Regions from separate parts of the Mus musculus genome. Here all the other regions are linked to region 3. A link is a loop called in an ENCODE intact Hi-C map of the cell type or tissue named here. Cell type or tissue: heart. All regions are shown on one strand.

The links. A loop is a pair of places that touch in the nucleus more often than their neighbours do. Peaks named below come from ENCODE experiments on the same cell type or tissue, not always from the same donor. Only the 100,000 strongest peaks of a DNase experiment are listed, where the experiment ranks them.
Region 1: a loop joins it to region 3, with 2.0 times the contacts of the local background. A loop is called at or near these places in 7 of 42 quality-filtered maps.
Region 2: it touches region 3 in a loop (3-fold over the local background); 10 of 42 quality-filtered maps call a loop at or near these places.

The regions. Positions count from the first base shown.
Region 1 is chr4:40,944,700-40,952,699 of GRCm38, reverse strand. It overlaps Bag1 (BCL2-associated athanogene 1), which reads left to right and starts at 4,406. Exons shown (of 7, transcript NM_001171739.1): 1 at 4,406-4,978; 2 at 6,403-6,531. The coding sequence starts at 4,906. It overlaps Chmp5 (charged multivesicular body protein 5), which reads right to left and starts at 4,147. Exons shown (of 8, transcript NM_029814.1): 1 at 4,024-4,147; 2 at 3,142-3,246; 3 at 2,140-2,186; 4 at 239-332. The coding sequence starts at 4,092. In heart, CTCF peaks have their summits at 4,448 and 4,651; a DNase peak (open chromatin) is centred at 4,299; H3K4me3 peaks cover 3,124 bases; H3K27ac peaks cover 2,116 bases.
Region 2 is chr4:40,902,557-40,910,556 of GRCm38, reverse strand. No RefSeq gene overlaps it. Among named protein-coding and RNA genes, the nearest start is that of Spink4, 13 kb to the left of the region's middle. In heart, CTCF peaks have their summits at 2,586 (motif pointing right), 4,063 (motif pointing right) and 5,351 (motif pointing right); no DNase peak of the experiment used is centred here; H3K4me3 peaks cover 283 bases; H3K27ac peaks cover 546 bases.
Region 3 is chr4:40,849,850-40,857,849 of GRCm38, reverse strand. B4galt1 (UDP-Gal:betaGlcNAc beta 1,4- galactosyltransferase, polypeptide 1) reads left to right here and starts at 3,866. Exons shown (of 6, transcript NM_022305.5): 1 at 3,866-4,459. The coding sequence starts at 4,045. Mir5123 (microRNA 5123) reads left to right here and starts at 7,712; the gene lies at 7,712-7,794. In heart, no CTCF peak of the experiment used is centred here; DNase peaks (open chromatin) are centred at 3,739, 4,369, 5,219, 7,149 and 1 weaker place; H3K4me3 peaks cover 4,829 bases; H3K27ac peaks cover 4,953 bases.

The DNA.
Region 1 (8,000 bases), 95 kb before region 3:
GTATACTAAACCATAGCAAAGTGTATGAGATGAAAAATGAAAATGAAGCTGGAGATGATGGCACACACCTTTAATCCCAGCACTCAGAAGGCAGAGGCAGGAGGATCTCTGTGAGTTCGAAGCTAGCCTGGCTCACAGAGTGAGTTCCAGGATAACCAGGGCTACACAGAGAAACCCTGTCTTGAAAAACAAAAACAAGAACAACAAGTTAAAATGGGAAAAGGAGTATGGGGCATACCGTGGTCTTGGTGTCCTTTAGTGACTGGATGGTGTAATTAGCTTGCTCCATGTTAAAGGACTGTTGGGCCAGGTTGTCTCGCTGTTGCTCATACCTTTTTGGGGTCAAGTAAAAATCAGAAATGTGAACCAGATAGAAATCCTTAGGAGAAAACAGCCTTAATGCTAAATAGCAAACAAACCCAACCACAAATCATTTTAAAACTACCCACTCTTACAAAAATCCCTCCAAAGTCTTTTTCCCTTGGGTATATTTAAGTTTTAACTAGTCCCACTTAACAACATAGTATTTGCTCTTTTTTCTATTTTTTGAGAAAGGATTTGTAGTCTAGGCCAGCCTCAAACTTATAGTGATTTTCCTGCTTCAGCTTCCAAATGCTGGCAATGTGGGTGTCTCCACTCCTGGCCTTACTCTCCATCTCATTTCATCTTATTTATATTTTTCTAGTTATTTCCCAAGATGAATTCTCAGAGGTGGAACTCTTGGGGCAAAGGCTAAGACTATTTTTTAAGATTCTTCATATGTATAGCTAAATGTTTTTCAGACTCAAAATTATATTCATAATTTAGGCTATCCATCAGACTTAATATAATGTCTGATACTTGAAATACTCTTTAAAATAATGTTTTCTACCGAGTTATATAATATCAAAGATTTATGTCACCACGATCGTTATATACCACAGAAGTCATCTAATTAGCAGAAGAAAAATAGGTAATTCATGATCCAGGAAATCGGCAAATGATTCTATTCAGTTAGGCATCGTGGCACAAGGTTATAATCCTAGCAACTGGGGGACTGAGCCAGGGGACTAGAGCTTGAGGCCAGCGTGGAGTACACAGAGAACCTTGTCTCTAAAAGCAGAAACAAGAAGGGGCAAGACGACAGCTTATATAAAAGACACATAATTTCAGTTTCCTAAGAATCTAGATAAATTTTCTTTACCTCTGTTTGATATATGTTCCAAGTTTCTGCAATAAATCTACATTCCATTTATTTATTTATTTTTGAGGCAGGGATTCATGTAGCCCAAGTTACTCTAGAATTTACTAGCCCAGGGTAGCTTTGAACCCCTGATGTTCTTGCCTCCATATACCAAGTGCTAGGTCTACAGGTTGTGTGCCACCCTGCTTGGTTTATTTATTTATTTGAGACAGGGTCTTATGTAGCCAAGGCTAGTCTTGATTTCTCTATGTAGTCAATGCTCATAGGTTCCGGGTCCTCTACCTCCCAAATGCTAGGATAACAGGTCCAGGCCATCAAAGCCAAATTCCTTCCACAAGAAAACCAAAATACTTTAAAACCAATTGCCACCAAGAAGGCAACAGTTGTAATACATGCTGGCCATTCTAGGTATTATTAGGTTTTTTTTTCCAATGTGATTTTAATGTATTTTTTAAAAATGGAAGACAGCATCTGACTGTTACAAAGTCATTTTAAAATTGAAACAAAGCCATCACACTTTTCCTGGTTTCCTACAAGCTGATTATGCCTCGAGTCTACAACTCCATGGATGATCTCATAGGCTGAGCAGACCACATGGGTGAGCACCACAGATAAACTGGGGTTTCGCACAAACACTGGGACATAGTAATTGAAAATAAATTGTGAACCTTCACATTTATTCTGGTGAGAGAGAATGAATATTTAGCACTCCTAACTTTACAAACAAAACCGAAACACTCATCCTAACTCAACCACAGGAGACCCAAACCATCTCGACCTTGCCAGCCAAAGTGATCCCACGTGGCTGCTGAAGCTTAGGTAGTAACTCGGAACATTGGAAGCTTTTGCACATTTGTAATGAAATCAAGACTACTGAGAAGAAATGAAAGCCGGAAGGAATGGAAGGCCTCTTCACTTTCTGATTTCTTAGGAGGGAGATGAAGCATATGACTTACATCCGCTTTTGCTTTAAAACTCTCAGGGCTTTCTGTTTGACCATGTTCTGAGGAGAAAAACAGACTTAATTAAAAGAAGGGAACGCAGATGGCACAAGAAGTCTCCCCTATGCTCACACTCCTGCACCTACATGTTTCTTCTGCAAGATGGCAGATGTGGAGGCTCCTTGACTCTACTCTTCCTCTTCAAGCTTCGAGCACAGATAATTCTAATGCCCAGCTGGTACATCTTAGCGCCCTTTGCAACCCATGCTCTGTATCTTCAATTCCTCTTCCTCTCCCTAGGCATTGTACTTCCACTTCCAGCCCCAACAGAGCGCACTGTGTATATCCAGTTGCTTTCCATTTAAATACAACACGTTCATCCGCTATCATGTCCTCATGTTAGAAGCCATTTACAACAGCCCACCAGCCTCCCGCTTTCAGAATCTGGGAACCTCTACATCAACCTTTGATCCCTCTGTTGGTTCTTCACGCAAATTCATCAACTACTACGATATTCTAGATATAATGCCATGTAGGTGACTTGTTATTTAATCCTCACACATTAGTATATATTATCTTCATTTAACAGATGAGAAAATTGAAGCTGAGTGATATCCTGGTTCATACTGTTAAAAAGTTATAAAGTTATGAAAAAAAAAGATACCTATACACCCATAGCCTATTAAGTAGTGTTAGTATCAGAACACTGATCTTACACGCCATATCTAGTCTAACCTGAGTAGCCAGACAACACCCGGATTCTGAGCACAACCAGCTCTCCTCTTCAGAGTCAGACCTTCTCAGCAGAGCATGCCAATTCCCATTACATGTCATCAGCATCTTCTACCTACCACATTAAAACCCAGCCTCCCTCTTGTATATGGCTGTAGCTTCTGTTCCCTGAAGAACAGGTCCTCACAAGTAGCTTCTCTTTACCAGATTTCGTGTATTTTTCTTGTATCCTTCACCAGTCAGTCCCTTCACAGTACTTCCTACAACAGTTGTCACCAGCCTTACCTTAGCAGGACCCTCTCTCATCTTCTTGATTTGATCCTTATATTTCACTAGTTCAGCATCCAGCCGGGAAATCTTTTTGTCAATGGATTCTGCCCTGCTATCCACCTTGGAAGAAAACATCACATGCAGTGGTAATTATTGTAATATGTTTACATGGAAAGGGGCAGAAAGAGAGGGATATGCAAAAGAAAAAAGGAACAATATAGCAAAGGGCAGAAAATAGGGTTTTTCTTAAGGGTGGGGAATTCCAGCCCGAACCATTGGAGGGCTTTCATAAACTCTCTCCCACCTCCTAGATTCTGATATAGCAGCCCTCTCTTGAGGAAAACGATTTGGGATTCTCTCCGCTGGCTGAGATTTCCCAAGTAGGAGAATAGTCAGTTTGGGACTCTGCATGAACGTGCGTGGAATGAACCAATCAACACAGGCTAAGATGAGATCTAAAACCATTTCCGAGATCAGGTTTAATCTGGAAGGGCCAAGATTCAGAATTCTATGCTACTCAGACCCAGGACTAAGGTACAGATATGTTAACCCTGACATGGGTAAGGGGAGAAGAGTGAAAAAGGGTTTTTAAAAGGCCAGGTTAGACAAAGTGGGGTGTAGTGACATAGGGTACGTAGGTTGGAATGTGGGAACCAAAGCGAGGAAGAAGGGGTGGGGCACAGTGGGCATCGGAAAGAGCTAAGTGCAGTAAGGGCGAAAGAATGATGAGATTAGACTGTCTGGTCTCTGGGGTCAGGAATGACCTGGAAAACAGGGATGAAAGGGGTGGGGATGAAGAAGACTCAGGTTTAATGGGCCCGAACCAGGAATGGGGTGGAGTACGAATTCGGGATGGACGGGTCGGAGTGTCAGAGGTATGCAAAGTCAAATGCCCACCGTCCCAATGCAGTCCGTCAAGCTAGGTGGCGGAGCCTTGGGTTTCGCTTTTCCGAAGAATCGGTTCATCTTGGCCGGCTGCGAGGAAACCCAAACACTGGAGGAAAACCAGAAACGGAAGCGTAGTCGCTCTGGTGTCAATTTCCGGCTTCCCCCACCCCATGCGCAGGCGCAGAGTGCTCGCCCGAGTCTCCCGATCCCTTTTCCGTGTTTTCAGCTCCTCCTTCCGGAGAAGGAGCGCGGAGCTCTGGGAGAGGTGGAAAGACTTCTGAAGGAGGGGCTTATGAGGAGGGATAGGGCGGTGCCTTGGCGGAGTGGGTGGGGCTTAGACGCGGCTGGGCGGATAGGGCGGGGCCTGAAGCAGGGTCAGTTCCGAGGGCGTGGCGAGTAGATGGGGCGGAACTGGTGAGTAGTGGGGCGGGGTTGCAAGGCTGCGCGCCCGGTAGCCACCGCTGCGCTGTGAACAAACGCGGCCTGGCGGGTCGCAGCGCCGCGCGGCGACCGCGAGGCGACCGGGAGCCGCTGGGACCCAGGCTGCGCGCCCCTCGGCCTGCCCGGGAGCCGCGCCAGTCGGAGTCCCGGGCCGAGCGGGGCTTGCCTCCCTCTCAGCGTTCCTCTGTGCGCAGTGCAGCCAGCGGGCATGACCGATCCACCAGGGGCGCCGCCGCCGGCGCCTGCAAGCCGCGGGTGAAGAAGAAAGTCCGGCCCCGCTCTTCTCAGAGCGAGAAGGTAGGGAGCAGCAGCAGGGAGTTGACTAGAAGTAAGAAAGTGACCCGTAGCAAGAACGTGACCGGGACCCAGGTAGAGGAGGTGACCAAGATCGAGGAGGCGACCCAAACCGAGGAAGTAACTGTGGCAGAAGAGGTGACCCAGACCGACAACATGGCCAAGACCGAGGAGATGGTCCAGACGGAGGAAATGGAAACACCCAGACTCAGCGTGATCGTCACCCACAGTGAGCGCCAAGGAGGGTTCCGTAGATCGGGTTGGGATATGTGGGTTTGGCCACATGTAGTCTTGGGAGAAAGAAACATGGGTTCTTGGCTATATATATTTGGGGATGTTTTTGCTTAGGGCTGGTGTCAGGACATCTTTCCCTGTGGCCGGTCCCTGGACACTTATTGGATCCTCTATTTGGAAGCAAAGTTGAGTGTGTAACGCTAGTAATCGTGGGTCTTTGTGTCAGGCTTATATTAGGCCTTCTTGTGTGTAGAACTTCCGTGGTTCTGGACATCCACCAGTGTAAAGAGTACGAACTTGGTGCGTGATCCCGCTGTTCCTTATTTACTGAGTAGTGTTTTTGTTGGATGTCATAGAACCGCAGGTTCAATGGGCCGTGAGTCCAAGAGTTACTTTCTGGACATCTGGTTACATCAACACAGAACTAAAAACCTTGGGAAGTACACGAGAAAGCTGAAGCCATGACATTTCCTTAGAATCAGTTAGGAAAGACTAACAACAAACTTTGCTACCTAAACCATGGCTCTATATCCAGCAGTTTTATGAAACTTTGAGATGAATCCCCACCCCCACCCCCCCAAAGGCCTCTTGATGTCTGATCTGTGAGGCACAAATAGGAACTAGGACTCCTTCTGACTCTTGACTGGTTGGGAGCGCAATCTAAAGGTGGATTTGAACTCCACTTACTTAGAAAAGATTGAGTACCTGTTTTAAAACAAAAGAAAAAACCTCTCTGTTGTTGGATTGGTTTCGTTTGTTTGTCTTTGCTAACTAACCATTAACTATGGTGTACATAGGTGTACCCAGTATGAAAGACTTGGAGGAAAACAGTCCCTTGCTGGTGACATCAGGGAAAACAAGACCAATGCCATAGAGACAATAGGACAGCCATGCCACACATGAGGCAGGCAACTTGTGATAGAAAAGTGTGGGCTTTGATGCAAAGCTGGATGCAAGGTCAAATTCTGAGTCAGCAGTTGAAGGTTTCCCCGAGCGAGTCTTAATTAGACTGATAGCTGTTTTCTAATGGTGTCCTGAGGTTTTGAGATAGTGCATAGAACAAGTCTTGTACCGTTTATTCTGTATAATTGCTTAAGATATCAGCCATCGTTAAAATAGTTTTTTTTTTTTTATGTTAGAGGAAACAAATCCTCAAGACAAGCTTTGTAATGGGTAGCGTATGGATAGATGCAAGTGTGACCCTACCCTGAGCAGCCTGACAACCCCTGGATTCCCAGCACAACCGAGCTCTCCTCTCCAGAGTCAGGCCTTCTCAGCAGAACATGCCCGTTCCCATTATAAGCTTCTGAACGTGTGACCAGCATCTTCTACCTAGCTGAATTCAATCTCAGCTCCATAAGAAAACATCAGCTTAGAGTTAGGTTGATGAATGCTCATTGAATGCTTTTCTTTCTCCAGGCAATGAGAGGTATGACCTTCTTGTTACCCCACAGCAAGGTAACAGTGAGCCAGTTGTCCAAGACTTGGCTCAGCTTGTTGAAGAGGCCACAGGAGTTCCACTACCTTTTCAGAAGCTCATATTTAAGGGTAAGTGGTTTTCATTCATCTTTGAGTACTTATGGCTAAAAGATTTACTTTATTTACTAGGGTTTTTTTTTCTTCATGACAAGGTCCCTCTGTGTAGCCCTGGCTGTCCTAGAACTCACTATATAGACCAGGCTGGCCTTGAACTCACAGGGATCCTCCTGCGCATCAGGCGCCTGAGTGCCGGGATTAAAGTCCCTTCCCGGCAAGGGCAGATTTTAAAACTGCCTGGTCTTCCCTGACTTTTGAGTTTTCTGTGTGTGGATGGATGTGTTGCCTGCTTATGTGTTTGTGTACCGCGTGTGTGTGTGCAGTGTCCCCGAAGGTCAGGAGAAGATGTCAACTCCTCTGGAATTGGAGTTAATAGAGGGCTGTGTGTCACCATGTGAGTGCTGGAACCTGCACCCAGATCCTCTGCAAGAACAAGTGCTCTTAACCACGGAGCCAGTTTTCCAGCCCCCATCTTTCAGTTTTCAAGCCAGAACCATTTTCTTTCATTTCTTTATTTAACAAATATTAAGGGACCAGTCTACACTAGACTTTGAAAATATCTGGATTTGAAGTAACATAATGACAGACAGAATTGCTAAGATTTAGATTGACAGAGAGAGAGATCTTTGCCTTTTTTCCCCTGGGTGGGAGAGTGGTGGTCTGTTACAGCCCAAGCTGTCTTGGAACTGGCTATGTAATATACACTGTCAAGCCCTATGTCTTTTTCTTTTTAAAACATTTAATGTCTGAGTTTTAATTTTATCTTTCAAAATTGAGAATGGCAGCACACACCCATAAGCCCAGTACTCTGGAAACTAAGACCAGCTCCATGCCAACTGGGTGCAGTTAGTCTGCCATGCCAGCTCCATGCCAACTGGGTGCAGTAGTCATGCTCTGTCAGAGAAAAGGAAGTGGGGAAGCATGGGAGGAAAGGAGAAGGAAGGAGAAAGGAAAGAAAAGAAGCTCAAGTTTCACAGTAGAAAGGCCAAAGAAGAAAATGTTCCCCTGGATAAAGCTCCTTATTCATTTTTTTAATGGTACTGCAGGTCAATCAAACATGCTAGGCAAGAACAAACCACTAAGCTCTAGCCTCAGCCCAGTGTTTCACATTTTTCTTTTTATAACATTGAGTTTGCCAGCATTCGTTGAAGTATCCTGAGGGAAAGAAGGAGCTTTCATGACTACAAAATCTTTTATTATACAGAAATTATGTTAGGGCTGGAGAAATAACATCATACACACATATATAATTAAAATAAATTTAAAATGAAAGCTTTAGGGGCTAGAGAGATGTTTCCTGTAGTTGTGAGCACTGGCTCCTCATCCAAAGGACCCGGGTCCAGTTCCCAGTGCCCACACGGAGGCTCTAAACCAGTCAGTAACTCCAGCTCCAGGGTATCTGATCTCCACCAGCACCAGGCACACACCTGATGCACAAACATGCTTTCAGGCAAAATACCCATATCTATAAAACAGTAGTA
Region 2 (8,000 bases), 53 kb before region 3:
ATCACCTCCAAGTGTCTTCTGCCTACCCTCACCATGGGTTGGTAGGTGGCCTTCTGCTTGTATGTATGCACAGCAGACCTGGCCCTGGTGGCTGGTGGCATGTGCACAGGTGATCTGGCTCTGCCCCTTGCTGGCTTTAGCATTGGGTGAGCTAGCTAGGGCAGTGCTGGAGAGCTGGCCATGGTGGTGTGGTACAGGAGAGCTGGCAGGCTGACCAACTCAGTTACCACCCAGGCCCAGAGCTGGTACCCAAGAGCTTTGAGTTGGTACACAGCAACATCTACCCCATTGAAAAGATGTACTAGGGGGTTGGGGATTTAGCTCGGTGGTAGAGTGCTTGCCTAGCAAGCGCAAGGCCCTGGGTTTGGTCCTCAGCTCTAGAAAAAAAAAAAAAAGACAAAATAAGAGATGTACTAGGTGTTGGAGGGATGGCTCAGCAGTTAAGTGTATACTGCTCTGGATCCGAACCCAAGTTTAATTTCCAGGACCCATGTTCAGTGACTTCCAACTGCCTGTAACTCCAGCTTTGGGAGTTCCATTTCCTCTCCAGTTTCAGGAGATCTGGCACCCTTTCCTGGTTTCCATGGGCACCAGGCACACATGTCGTTAATAGACATACATGTAGGCAAAACACTCATATGCATAAAGAAAATTAATCTTTTTAAAAATAATTTTTATTTTTTTTTTTTAAAGATTTATTTATTTATTATATGTAAGTACACTGTAGCTGTCTTCAGACACTCCAGAAGAGGGAGTCAGATCTTGTTACGGATGGTTGTGAGCCACCATGTGGTTGCTGGGATTTGAACTCTGGACCTTCGGAAGAGCAGTCGGGTGCTCTAACCCACTGAGCCATCTCACCAGCCCTAAAAATAATTTTTAAATATTTATTTATTATTGTACATAAGTACACTGTAACTGTCTTCAAACACACCAGAAGAGGGCGTCAGATCTCATTACGGGTGGTTGTGAGCCACCATGTGGTTGCTGGAATTTGAACTCAGGACCTTTGGAAGAGCAGTCAGTGCTCTTAACCACCAGCCATTTCTCCAGCCCAAGAAAATAAATAAAAAATAAAATTAAAAAATAAAAGGCTGGACATGGTGGTTTACACCTTTAGTCCCAGTGGTCCAGAGGCAGGGGCAGAAGCAGGTAAATTTCTGTAACATTAAGGCTAGCCTGGTCTACATAGCTCTAGGTCAGCCAGGGCTACACAGTAAGCACCTGTCTAGATAAATAAATGGATAAATAAATAATTCATTTAAAATCTTTGTTATTTACCTGTGTGCATGAGTGTGTGGGTGTACCTGCCTGTATATGGGGGAGTACACGCATACTCATGCCTGTGCAGGAGAGGGGACAGTAAGGGACCATCACTCAGGGTCTGTAATCATGCTCACCTGCTGTAGACAGGCTTAATCCACACCACTGTGGCACAGATAGGCCTACAAAGAGAGTTCCAGGAGAGGCAAGACACACAGAGGGACCCTGTCTCAAAAAGCCCAAACCAAACCAAGAAATATCAACGCAAGCAAGCAAGCAAGCAAGCAAGCAAGCAAGCAAGCAAGCAGCAAAAACCCCAAACCCAAGTGAAGGCCGAGATTGGGTTGTACAATGCACATGCTTATCTCTCCGGCAGATCAATGTAGCCAGGGAACTGGCCTTTTATTATTAACCAAGATGGCATGTGCCACATTGTTGCCAAGGAAGCAGAGTGAAATAATTAACCATTACGCTGTCTCGCAGTATGCTAACAGAAGTCTTGACCCAAAGGTCATAAAAGCTAAAATGTTCAACCTGGTCCACTTCTCAAGAAAGCTACTTATATCCGGCGGCCCTTTCAGCAGCTCCCGGGTGTTGAGCCAGAGACAGGTGAAAAAAAAGATTTCTTCTGTTCTAATGGCATTCGCTAAATATTTACTATTCGGGAGAGTTGATGGGTGTAAGAGCTGCCAGCCCTTCTGGGCGCGGTGATTGCCTCCTGCCTAGCCTGAAAGTTGCCAAAGATCCTGCTTGCAAAGGTGGGTGTGGGGCAGGGTGTGATCTTGGCTCACCTTGTCCTTTCCACCTGCCCGGAGAGGTCCGGGAACCCTGACCAACACCTCTTCGTTAACTTTTCCGACAGCTGCGGGTTCTTCCTTCCGGGATTCCCCCGGGGCGCCCCTGGGAGCTGGGAAGGGCAGGAACCTGTCTTTCCCACAGCATCTGGCAGCCTGCCTTGGCTTTACTTGCTGTGCGGCCTTGCCTGCTGCTTTCCCTTTTCAAAAGGGGGAATCTCAACTGCTGCTAGACTGCATTAATGGGGCAATTTAAGTGCTGTAGCCAAGCTTCCTGCACATCGACAGTGTCTCTTCATGGTGGCTATCTTAGCTCCCAGATTGTGTGGACCTGGTTGATGAAGAGAGACCCCTCTTCGAGCGCCTCCAGATCTACTCTGACCCACCCCACCAGAAGCATCACCTCCTGTCAGCCTTTCCCTCTCCTAACAGCCACCAAATACTTATCAATAGCTCTTTAGCTGGCTGTGGGGCTTCACACCCACCTCTTCCCTGTTGGGATTAAAAAAGAAAAAATTAAAGATTTATTTATTTATTATATGTAAGTACACTGTAGCTGTCTCCAGACACACCAGAAGAGGGCATCAGATCCCATTACAGATGGTTGTGAGCCACCATGTGGTTCCTGGGAGTTGAACGCAGGACCTCTGGAAGAGCAGTCAGTGCTCTTAACCTCTGGGCCATCTCTCCAGACCCCAAGCTGGGATTTTATCTGACATGAACTAGACAGATCTTGTCACAGTCTGGGGGTTCATAAGAGCATCTGCCCTGTGTGTCTGGAAAATGCTGTTTTCCTTGGAGTCTTCCACCACTTCTGGTCCTTACCCCCCCCCCCCCACGCTGCATCCCCCCCCCCCCCGCCCCTGTAGGTCCCTGGGACTTGAGGGGAGGATTGTGATATAAACATCTCATTTAGGGCTGAGCTTTCCAAAGTCTCTTATTCTCTGTACTTTGGCCATTTGGGGACGAGGAGCTCTTTTACGGTTGCAGAAATAGAGTATAGTGTTATAAAGGGATAAAGACTAGGAAATAAAACAAGAAGGATTAAGTATGATAGAGGATGGGAAGTCAGGGTGGAGGGGGAAAACTATCACTAAGGGCTTTTGAAAAGCCATATGAGAACCTACTACTGTAGAAGTTTCTCTGTTCTCTATAAGAAGACCTTCCTGTCTTTGTCTGGGGTCACCATTTTGAAAAATGTTGACACCCCACCCCCACCCCCCCACCCCCGAATACTGGTGTTTTTGCAGAATAAACGTTCTTTGTTTTTGCATACTATCTGAGTCTGGGATCTTCCTTCAGCGATTTTCGGACCCTTACATATCTATCATATATGATAGGTTATTTCTCTGCCGGTGAAGTGAGCCAATTCAAGCCTCCAAGGCCTTAGCCTGTGACTGACCTGTAAATATGAAATTCACACCTGGCCTCCTGATACAGTCTCAAAATGTACACTTGATCTGGGCTATTTACTGTATGTAAATCTTGTTTGTTGGTTTTTATTGCTTGTTTGTTTTTAAAGGGAGTCTGACAAAGTGGCTCTTTTAAAAAAGTCCTTAGTTCCAGCCTTTAAGAGACAGAGGTATGTGGATCTCTGTGGGTTTGAGGCCAGCCTGGTCTACATGCAAGTTTCAAGTCAGCCAGGGATACACAGTGAGCTCCATCTCAAAAAAAAAAAAAAAGAAAAGAAAAGAAAAAAAAAAAAGTGGGTTGGGGAGGGGCTTGGGAGGACTGGAAGAGGGCTAGGAAGGGGGCTGGGGAGATGGCTCAGCAAGTGAAGGGGCTTGTGGCTAACCCCGAGGGCCCAAGTTTGATCCCTGGAACATACAGAGTGGAAAGAGAATACGACTCAGGCAAATTGTCCTATGACCTTCACACAAGTAGTCCTATGACCTTCACACATTACAGTGGCAGGAGCATGCCCACACCTCAACCAAACAACCAAACAAGGTAAAAAAAAAATTTTAATAGGAATTCTGGCTTAGTTTGCAGTTACTACCACAAGGTGGCAATGACACCTAAATCACAAAGGCTTAACTGTTGAATGATTTCATCATTCTATTGTGAGAGGTGGTTTTGTTTTGTGGGTTTTGTTTTAATTTTATTTCTGAGACATGTAGATTCAGATTGCCTTGAACTCAACATGTAGCTGAAGCTGACCTTGAACTCCTGATCCCTCTGCCTCCACTTCCAAACTGCTGGAATTATAGGCATACTCCTCCACAACTGGCTACTGAATGCTTTTCTCCTTTTTTCTTCTCTTCTTTTCTTTTCTTCCTTTCCTTTCCTTTCCTTTCCTTTCCTTTCCTTTCCTTTCCTTTCCTTTCCTTTTCTTTTCTTTTCTCTTCTTTTCTTTCTTTTCTCTCTTCTCTTCTCTTCTTTTCTCTTCTTACAGTTTTACTGTATAGCCCCATCTGGCCTGTAACTCACTATATAGACCAGGTTGGCTTTGAACTCACAGCGAACCACCAGCCTCTGCCTTTGCCTCTGTTCCCTAAGGGCTGCTAGTAAAGGGGTGAGTGGTTTTCTTGAAGCAGGAGGCACTGTGCTGGAGGTCTCCTTCTGTGTCTTAGCTTTCTCCTCCATTTGCTACCAAGCTCGAAGAATCCACGTTTGTTGGAGGTACACCTACACCATTGACCCTTGCTGTGGTCAAAGAGTGGACAGTTGGCACAGATGGTGGCGCGTACCTTTAATCCCATCATTCTGGCGGCTGAGGCAGAAGGATTATGAGTTCAAGGCCAGCATGGCCTTATTTAGAAAAAATAATCACAAGGAAAACAGAACACATATCACATACTCTCCTCATTCCCTTCCTTTCAGATGCACTACTGCATCCAGATCTACAAACACTTCCAAATACCTTAGTGACAAATACCCTTGTGGATGTCTGTTACTGGACCCATGAGACAATTTTTCTAATTACATAGGCAGGAGTGAGAGGCCTCTGACGCATATGTTTTCATTCACACACATTATCCTCCCTCTTTGTTTCTTAATAAATTGCCTCCAAATTTCTTTTGGTACTAATCACAGCTGAATTCAAGCAATGTCCTAAAGTTTTGTTTTGTTTCCATGTACTTGTGTGTGTGTTGGGGGGTGGGGGGTGGGGGAGATCCTATGTATGTGTTTGTGTGTGTGTGTGAGTGCACATGGAGGCCAGAAGTCAACATTGGATGGCTTCTTCTATTTTTTTATTCTTTTGTAAAATATTATTTTTTATTATTTGTTTTTTTAATAAAAGATTTAAATATTTTATATATGTGAACACACTGTCTCCCTCTTCAGACATACCAGAAGAGGGCATCAGATCTCAGTACAGTTGTGAGTCACCATGTGGTTGCCAGGAACTGAACTCAGGACCTCTGGAAGAACAGTCAGTGCTCTTAACCACTGAGCCATCTCTCCAGCTCCTATTTGGGAATAATCTTACATCACGCACCCTGATCATACCGCCCACTCTTCCCATGTCCCTCCTCCCCCACGAACCATCCCCTGACACCCCCCCTCTTAAAAAAGAAGGGGGGGGAACTCAGTCCATTTTGTGTTGTTGAGATACTCACTGTAGCATGGCCAATTCCTTGTGACCAGCCTCCTAGGGAGGATGAGTCTGTCTCTGCCTCTGTCTGCACCAGAAGCCATCAACTCAGGAGAGCTATGCTGAGGGCCAGCTCACACTGAGGCCAGCTCTCCTGCAACATGGCTTCAAGCATCAGACATCTGCATGGGCTCCCATGGTAACATGGACACAGACATCAATACAGCCCTTGGCCATATCAGGACCACTGACCCTCTCATGGCCTTCAGTGGCTGCAGGGGTCAGGGGCCTCAATGTGGCCTCAGCTTTATAAATTGTCACAGGCCATTCACATCAGGATGCCCGCCCACCCCCACCCAGGGATGCATCAACAAGGCATCAGGCAGTGGCACAAGGATCTCAAATGTCACTGTGGCCTAGGGCTACAGAATGGATCACAGACACCAACATGGCCTCCAGTGGCATCAAGAACCATGGTGGTCCTTTAAGAAGACCCAATCCAGAAAGGGAACACTTTCTCATCTTGGGTCTTCATGGTTGCCCAAGATGAGCCAGGGGCTGAGTCTGCCTCTTTATAAGCTCCAGGCTGCACAGCATCTTGCTGACCCTACTGGGCAGTGACAGTATGTCAGCCTCAGTCCTCTTTCACCTGTCACCACCATCGTGTCCCCAGTTCTGCCTTTGTCCACACACCATCCCATTTCTCAGTCTTTCCCAGCTCTCCACCTACTTGTGTATTACCCGCCACCTGATCTGAGGCCGGGTGAGCACATGTGTGTTTTCCACTGCCCCAGCCTTCGAGGCCAGGAAGTACTTGGGTCTTTTTTTGATCCTTTAAATTTTTAATTTTAATTAATTTTTAAAGAGTTGTTCATCTTGCTGGGCAGTGGTGGCCCACACCTTTAATCCCAGCACTCGGGAGGCAGAGGCAGGTGGATTTCTGAGTTTGAGGCTAACCTGGTCTACAAAGTGAGTTCCAGGACAGCCAGGGCTACACAGAGAAACCCTGTCTCGAAAAATCAACAAAACAAAACAAAACAAAGCAACCACCAAAACAAAACAAAACAAAACAAAAAACCAAATAAATAAATAAAAATAAAAAAACCAAACCAAACCCAAAACCCAAAAAACAAACAAACAAAAAAAGAGTTGTTAATCTTATGTGTATTTTATTTTTACCTGCACATATGTATGTGCACCATGTGGCGGCTTAGTGCCTATGGAGGTCAGAAGAGGACATTGGTTCCCAGGAACTGGAGTTACTGATGGTTGTGAGCCAAACCTAGGTACTGGGAAGCAAACCCAGGTCCTTCGAAAGAGTAAGTGCCCATAACTGCTGAACCGTCTCTCTGGCCCTCGATACTGTCTTTTTGAGACAGGGTCTCTTCATTGAAGAGGAAGCTTGCTGATTTAACCAGACCGCAAGGCCTTTGTGAGTGCTAGGCTGCAGTCGTTCCTTGCACCTCCCTCAGCACACGCATCTCACCAGGTGTTTCTCCAGAGATACACTTTGTGGTCCAGGAGCAGGCTCGTGCTATGCATCCGATCTCTCTCTTAGACACTGGCCACTATCAGTAGTTCATCAGGAGTTCCTTGGGTATTCATTTCCTATCCAGTATTTCTCAGTTTAAGTGATTATAAAATCTTTCCTCCTTCCCCTATTAATATCTATCAATATCTATTAATCTTCAAAATCAATGCTTAAATTTCTAGTCTAGGAAATGTTGCCTGTGGTAGTTGGAGTGTAATTGGCCCCCATAGGCCCATAGGGAGTGGCACTATTAGGGGATGTGGCCTTGTTGGAGTTGGTGTGACCTTGTTGAGGCAGGGCCTAGAAGTCTTACATGTGGTTGAGCATGCCCAGTGAGACAGTCTCCTCTGCTGCCTTCTGTTGTGGGTTTGGTTTAATGCTTGCATTATGGGTTCTCAAAATTGCATGAGAATTCACATGTGAGATGCTGAGGGTCCCTGCCCCCAGCTGGTCCTGACTGGCAAATAAAGTTGCGGCAGCCAATGGTTGGGCAGAGAGACCGAGGTGGGACTTTAGGATTCTTGGGCAAGGGTACTGAGAAAGAGGCAGTATTGCCATACTGGGGGAACAGAAACAGCAAGCCTGGGAAGTGCAGGACAGAGAGACAGCCAACACGTAAGAGTTGGGCATTGCTCAGAGGGCCTGGGCAGCCAGGATGGAATATAGGTTTTAGTAAATAATTTTTCAGGAATATCAGAGGGGAGAGTGTGCTAGCTACATGGAGGTTTAAGAGTGCCCCCCCCCATTGAGCTGCTTAGGGCATATTAAAAATCTCTCTCTCTCTCTCTCTCTCTCTCTCTCTCTCTCTCTCTCCCTCCCTCCCTCTTTCAAGAATCCACAACATTGGGGCAGTAGTGAGGAACTCGCACTGTCA
Region 3 (8,000 bases):
CTGTAAAATTAGTGCTCGTCCTACATCCATCAAGATGTCTCTTTCTTCCTTCCTTCCTTCCCTCCTTCCTTCCTTCCCTTCTCTCTAAATTTCAACTGCCCAGTAACTTTCTTGTTCATTTTGAGACAGGGTCTTCTATAGCCCAGGTCTAGACTGGAACTTGCTATTTATTTAAGGATGGTCCCCCCTGCTTCCACCTCCCAAGTTCTGAGGTTACAGGTGCAAGTCACCATGTCTAACTTTAAATTAGTTATTTAATTTTTATTTTTTAATTTTGAGACAGAGTTTTACCACATATATAGCCTTGACTGGCCTCAAACTCGAAATTCTCCTGTCTTCACCTTTTAAGTGCTGCTAGGATTACAGTTCGTGTGACCATCCCTAGCTCTGAAATTTATGTTAATCAAAAGAATTCTCTAAGAAGTGATATTTTGGGGACCAACAAAGTGGCTCAGCAGGTAAAAGTCCTTCCCATCCCAACCCAATGATCTGAATTCCCTCCTCAGATCCCACAGTGGGAGAACTGACTTCTGAAAGTTGTACTGTGAACTTCAAACACTTGTGACATGTTTGCACACACACACACACACACACACACACACACACACACACACGTGATAAAAATGTTAAAAAGAAGTGGTTTAAGGCTGTGTCTTAGGAAATGTTCCTCTGTTTGGGGACCTTTTTGGAACGTGTTCTCCACATTGTGAGGAAAACCTGAACAGTTGCCAGGCTAAGTCATTACATGGAAAGGCCTTTGGGGAGGGGGTCGAGATGGAAGGTCTCATTACTCAACCTAGCTGGGCCCTATGAGCTCCCAGCCTCTACTAGCACCGATTTCCAGGGCACACACAAGAGCTTGGAGAAGCACTGTGTGAAGGTGTTTTGAAATTTGCAACTGTGCTAGTGCCGGGTTATTACTACGGGAATCAGAACTGCCAGCCGAGGTGGAGAACTGCTGTCAAGCTGCTTGGGAGTTGGGAGTTATAGACCTGTGAAATAACTGCCTGCTGTGTGCCAGGTACTGTCCTCTGTTCTCCTCATCTACTGGGGTGTGACAGCAATGTAAACTGGCAGGCATAAAAAAGGCTTAGTCCTTGATGGGTTCTTTGTCATCCCAATCAACAGACAATCAGCAGGTGTTATTCCCCCCCCCCGCCCCCGCCCCTATTTCAGGCCGAAAGGGTTGTGGGATATATCTGTGGCCCTAGCACTCTTCTCCTGTCTCCTGGCCATCATCTGTAGCTAGAAAGCTTTGTCTCCATTTTCCTCTGCTCATTTTTCAGATGTGGAGCTCATGCCTCAGCATAGCTCACTCCCAAGCAAAATTTCCCTGCTAGCATAGGATGGTGGAGTTTGTTCTTTACCCTGACCAACTCTCAGAAGATAATTCTTGACTTTGTCCTCTACAATGACTTAGCAATAAAGGTTTCCTTTTTCTTTTCATATACTGAGATAACCATTTCTGGGATCTAGGTGTGGCGACTCATACCTACAATCCATGCCCTTGGGAGGCTGAGGTAGAAGGTTGAGAGTTCAAGGCCAGTTAGGCTAACCTAGGCTATTAGGGTGAGCTCCTGTTGAAAAGAAAGAAAAGAAGAAGGAGGAGGAGGAGGAAGAGGAAGAGGAAGGAAGAAAGAAAGAAAGAAAGAAAGAAAGGAAGGAAGGAAGGAAGGAAGGAAGGAAGAAAGAAAGAAAGAAAGAAAGAAAGAAAGAAAGAAAGAAAGAAAGAAAGAGGCAGGCAGGCAGAGGGATGCTCACAGATATTCCTGGTCATGATAATGGAGGCCTACTTATAGTGTCAGATTTGTGAGGTTGAGGCAGGAAGATGCCAAGTTTAAGACCACCCTGGGCTATGCAGAGAGACCCTAATCTCAGACCAAACCAAACCAAACCAAACCAAACCAAACCAAACCACAAGTAGGTTGTGCAGATTTTTCAGGAGTTATGGGGTAGTCCAAATGGGTCTTTTCCAGAACAGGTTTTGGTGTTGGGGAACTGGAAGAACAATAACGCCTCTTTCTGAGGGGGATGAGGACGGGAGTGGGATGGAGGGGTTAGATTACTGTGTGCGGGACTCATTTGGCTGAGATGATACTGGAAGGTGGAGGGTTAGGGAAGAGATGTGGGTTGGATCCACAAAGTTTTGTGTTATCAGCTTATAGATAATAGAACCACACCTAAGGAACATAGACATAAAAGAGCCGCAGGGACCACAGCCTCAGGACCTCACCAAGGGAGGCGAGGGGCCAGAGAGGGTCGGTCAGGAAGTCACCTGATGAGCAGTATACTTTCTTTTCTTTCTTTCTTTTTTTTTTTTTTTTTTTGGTTTGTTTTTGCTTTTGTTTTTCGAGACAGGTTTTTTTTCTGTGTAGCCCTGGCTGTCCTGGAACTCACTCTGTAGAACAGGCTGGCCTCGAACTCAGAAATGCACCTGCCTCCCAAGTGGTTTTTTTTTTTTTAAATACTTTCTATGATTGCAACCAAATGTCACTCAGCCTGCTTTCTCATCGATGAATCGGAGACAGTTAACAACCCCTATTACATGGCATATATTGGTTAACAACAAACTCTCCAAACATAGGAGTAGCTAGAATTAGCATTCCCCATCTTAAGGTTCTCATCACATTCAAGGATAAATGGGTCTGAGGCCTCGGGGTCAAGACTTCAAGTGCTTAAATCTTCCAGCTTCCACTTTCAGATCAACAAGGTTAGGTAAAGGAACGCGCAGTGACAAAGTTTTTAGGAGCCCTGAGTTCCACAGCTTATCAGCTGTGAGATTTTACAGGCCATTCATTCTTATTCACTCCAAGGCACTGAAATCTTTGTTTACTACATAGTCTGGGCTGGCTCCAAACTCTGGCTCTTCCTGTCTCCGCAACCAGAGTCTGGGATTACAGGTGTTCACGACCGCGCCTAGATTCCAGTATTCTGTTAAATGGGGACTGTGTTCCAGCGCTGTGTACAACGGGCTGTTCTGTACGCAGGCTTAGGAATTAATGCAGTTTTCTGCCAGTCTCATCCCAACAAGCATGTGTCATCTCCATGTGGCATGCACTAGAGGCCATGTTGCACCTAGAACCAAGTTGGGCAGGTTCCTGAGGTTTCCCAATCCTGCAAACACTTATGTGGGAGTAAGAGTAGAGCAAGATGGTCACTTCCCTAGCAGGACTCAATAAGCAGCTCCTCCACTTTAGCCCCCTCACAGGCAGGCGGACCCAGCTAGGGTAAGTGGATCTTTGGAACGCCCCAGAGAATCCGTCCGCTGGCCTCGCGGGACGTCGAAGCCGGTTTCCTAGACGACCTTTCTCCACTCCATTTTCTCACTATCCCAAGGCTACCGCCTGTCCTCTTGTCCTCACTAGCTGCTGTCCCAGGCCCATACCCGAGTCACTGGGTACGTCAGGAAGTGGTGAGCAGCTCGTTGAACAAGAAGCTGGTTTAGAGAGACTTAAGCTCCACGGTGAACGCTAGGAAGAAAAGCTGAGCGCCGCTGGGTATGGGATGCCCGCTCAACCCAAGGCTGCGGTGGGGCTGGCGGAGCGCCACGTTTAGTCCCCAAGTGTCGCGACGCCCTGCAACCCAACCTCCCGAGGGCCCGCCCCTTAGTGCCTGCCCCCCAAGCTCCGCCCTCCCTTAGCTGCCAGAAAAACCCGGCTGAAGGTTCCGCCCCTCAGTCCCCTCTCCGAGCCTTGTCCCTCATGCCCCGCCCCTCTCGAAAAAGACCCGCTTTGCGGCCCCACCCCTTAGACTCCGCCCCCCCAGGTTCCGCGAACAGCCTTCCGAAACCCGGTTGAGGCCCCGCCCTAGGTCGAGACCACGCCCCCTGCTCATCCGCGCTTGTGGTTCCCGCTGATCTCTCCAAAGTCCCGCGGCCAGGGGTGTCGGCTTTCCGCCGCAGGCGGCCGGTGCTGCGCTAGGTCCTAGCCCCCTCCCCCCGGCCCCTCCTTCGATCGCTGTGGTCGGGTAGCGCCTGGCGGGCGGCCTGCGGGCGGGCCGTCCTCTCAGCCGTAGCCCACCCCCTCTTAAAGCCGCGGCGGGAAGATGAGGTTTCGTGAGCAGTTCCTGGGCGGCAGCGCCGCGATGCCGGGCGCGACCCTGCAGCGGGCCTGCCGCCTGCTCGTGGCCGTCTGCGCGCTGCACCTCGGCGTCACCCTCGTCTATTACCTCTCTGGCCGCGATCTGAGCCGCCTGCCCCAGTTGGTCGGAGTCTCCTCTACACTGCAGGGCGGCACGAACGGCGCCGCAGCCAGCAAGCAGCCCCCAGGAGAGCAGCGGCCGCGGGGTGCGCGGCCGCCGCCTCCTTTAGGCGTCTCCCCGAAGCCTCGCCCGGGTCTCGACTCCAGCCCTGGTGCAGCTTCTGGCCCCGGCTTGAAGAGCAACTTGTCTTCGTTGCCAGTGCCCACCACCACTGGACTGTTGTCGCTGCCAGCTTGCCCTGAGGAGTCCCCGCTGCTCGGTAAGACCCAGGATCTGAGGACGTGGACTCCTCGGATTTCCTCAGTAGGGTTCCAGGGATATTATCCTAAGATCTCTTTCAGGACTGCCAGCCACCAGGTTTTGATCAGAGTGCATAATCCCCAAGAAGGGCTTAATCCTCTTTGGGATGACCCAAAGAGAGGTTGGCTGGTGTCTCAAGAGGCAGGGGCCCTGTTGGGAAACCCCCAGGCTCTTACCCCAGCACCAGACAAGGCCCTGGAGACACCCTTGTTCTGGCCCAGGACTCAGGAAGTTTGAAGTTGGGGTCAGTTTAGAGTAGACTGAAAAGGCTGCTCTGCAACCTTCCCTACCTATAGTAGCAACACCGGCAACCTTCAACCTTCTGAGGACAAGACCGACAGTGAGAAAACCACCTCCCCTCCCCACCACCCTCCACTCCGCCTTAGAACAAGCCACTTAACTTTCTCTTTAAGGTTTCTTTCTGGTAAATGGAGATAATAAACCACACGTATTTTGGAGTTGTTTTGAAGAAGTAAATGAAACATTGTAACTAAGAGTTTAAAGAATGAGGATGAACTCTTAGAAAGTTGCTACAATTGTGGGATTTCCTCCTGTTTGTAGGTGCTGAACCAAGGGGCCTTCTGTCTCCCACCCCAAGTTCCTCCTCCTGATGCTTCCTCTTAACCAAACTGAGCAGGGCCCTCTCCAGGGGCAGAGGGCCTGTGTACTCAGGGGACTGACTGGAGGGCTAAAATTAACCCGGTCAATGGGGCTGCACTTTCCTGGAAATACTTGCCCAGCTGATACCAGGCAGGGGGGCAAGTATATGAGTTTGTGTTCCCAGTACTAGGCGACTGGCCAGGGTAGAACTTTGACTGGAGATCACAGGTAGTGCCAGGTTTTAGAGAATGTTTCGCAGAGTGAATCCCATCTCCCCACAGACAGACAGGCAGGCAGCGTGCTAATAGCTCTGTCTCATTCTGGGAAAGCCTTGGCAGAGCAGGCCTTCCTATAGCCTGTTGCTCAATGTCTCCAATAATTACTTCAATGTTTTCACATCAAGTTTGGGAGGAACCTCTTGGAATTGGCCAAACATGAGTAATCGAATTACTTTGGACTTGGTTGTTAATTTGGGAAACAGGAATAGTTCTATGGAAAGTGAAGTAGAACATTAGTCTGACTTCAAGCATGTTATAGTGTTTCTTCCTGTTGTATAAAGTGGACTTGTCTGTGCTTACCTCACAGGGCTATTTTTAGGACTAATTGAGATTGTATATAGAGTAGGCAGGCACTCAGCAAGTAATCAACAATACAGTTTGAGGATGTGAAGTGGCGATTTCTTAGACTTCCACGGAGATGGCTCGCTGAACAACATAGAAGAGGAGGAAGTGACCGAGTCCTCAGACCACAGAATGTCTGGGCCTTTTGCTTTTATTTTTGGTTGTTGCCTGAGCATCATGCAGAAAAAAGACAAATTAATTAGTTAAGTACCCCAGAGCCATGGACATAGCTCAGATGGTGGAAGGCTTGTCTGGCCTGCCCAAAGCCTTGATTATAAAACTGAGCAAACATCAGATCCTATCTCAAAGAGAAAACCAGGTTTATAGTTGTTCAGAGTATAGGTTCTTCCTGCTGAAATATGAGGGACTGTGGTAACTATAGTTCTGTTCAGTTTGGTTTGGTAATGTGGGTTGCTCAATTCATCCTGAAATAGACAGCTCAAAAGGACCTTACTGAGAGAGATCACTTTAGACTGTGGAGTCCAGAGGCCTAGGCCTCTTCTGGCCTGGCTACCTTCATGTGACTTGCATGGGACTGATGTCTAGGTTTCTGCTGAGACCACAATCGCAGAAACAAGGGTAGGAGGTTAGGTTTTGTTTTGTTTTTATTAATTTGAGCCCTTAGATTTGAATGCTTAGGTGCAGCTTTTGGGGGGCGGTTCTTGGTCAGAAGGAATCTTAAGAAAACTTTTAAGTGTATTTGGGACTCTGTGTGTGTGTGTGTGTGTGTGTGTGTGTGTGTGTGTGTGTGTAGTGTCAAGCCCATCTGTTCCACTGGGCAGGTGTCAGCCAAAGCCCTTGACCGTGGTTTTGAGGTTGGTGGGAGAAAGCACCCCTAGGGGGTTAGCACGGTGGCCTTTTTACTACTCACAGTTCCTTTCCCCAACTTTCCTCTGCTTTCTGGTGTCCAGCAGTCTAAGCCAGATGCTTGGATCTTTTTCAGTTGATAGCTGGTGACTTTGAGGTGGTAAGGGACCAGACCCGGCTGCTGATAGGTTGCTGTTAGATCTGCTTTTGGGTTTGTCAGAATATTTGAATGGACTTTAGATAGACTGAGGTTGGAATTGTGCTTAGGCAATATATGTGTAACCGGGGCAAACTGTATTGTTTGCAGTCCTAGTGATGGTGGGCACTCCTCTCATCTGTAGGGCTAGTGTGAGCCTCTGTCTGTCTGTCTGTCCCATCCTTCCTTACTCCACTGTGGGCTACAGGGGTTAGCTGGCCGTGCCTGATAAGTCTTCTATTTGCCCAGAGAACTCTAGTTACTTCAGGCATTTTCTTTAGCCCTGTGACAGGCCTCCAGGTAACTGTCACTGTGTACTCTACTGGCTGTAGCAGTGAGCCGGCCTTTCTGGCCCTCTGAATGTTTGCCCGGGCTGAGAGGAGGCATGGCCTTGTGGTTCTTTCCCGGAATGTTTATCTTTTTCCAGAAGGTTTTATCTGCTCATATTTGGCACAGCTTGACAAAATTTGACTGGCTGTGGCACAGGCATTTTGGGTGTGGTGTTAGTGGAAAGGGGGACAGCACGTCAGGCTGGATTGATTTGGGGAAGCAGGACTGGCTGATTCAGCCGGGGGTCTGGGACAGATGGTACAGATCTTTCAAGGGGGCAGTGGACACTGGACAACTTAAACCTCAGAGGCCCCTTTTGACCAACTGTGCTTTAAGGAGATACCCTTCATTTGTTCAAAGGGAAGATGTGTGTGTGTGTGTGTGTGTGTAGACCCATATGCCATGGTGTGTAGACCCACATGCCATGGTGTGTAGACCCATATGCCATGGTGTGTAGACCCATATGCCACGGTGTGTAGACCCACATGCCACGGTGTGTAGACCCACATGCCACGGTGTGTAGACCCACATGCCACGGTGTGTAGACCCACATGCCACGGTGTGTAGACCCATATGCCACGGTGTGTAGACCCATATGCCATGGTGTGTAGACCCATATGCCATGGTGTGTAGACTCATATGCCATGGTGTGTAGACCCATATGCCATGGTGTGTAGATCCATATGCCATGGTGTGTAGACCCATATGCCATGGTGTGTAGATCCATATGCCATGGTGTGTAGACCCATATGCCATGGTGTGTAGACCCATATGCCATGGTGTGAATGTGGAGCTCAGAGGTTTCAGGGACAGGACTCACACTGTCAGGCTTGGTGGCAAGCACCTTTTACCTGCTGAGCCATCTTGCTGGCCCAGGATTCTTATCTAGAAGCAAACAGCCCAGTTAGAGTAGAGCCCTGTTCATGAGCCCAACTCCCTGGCTTTTG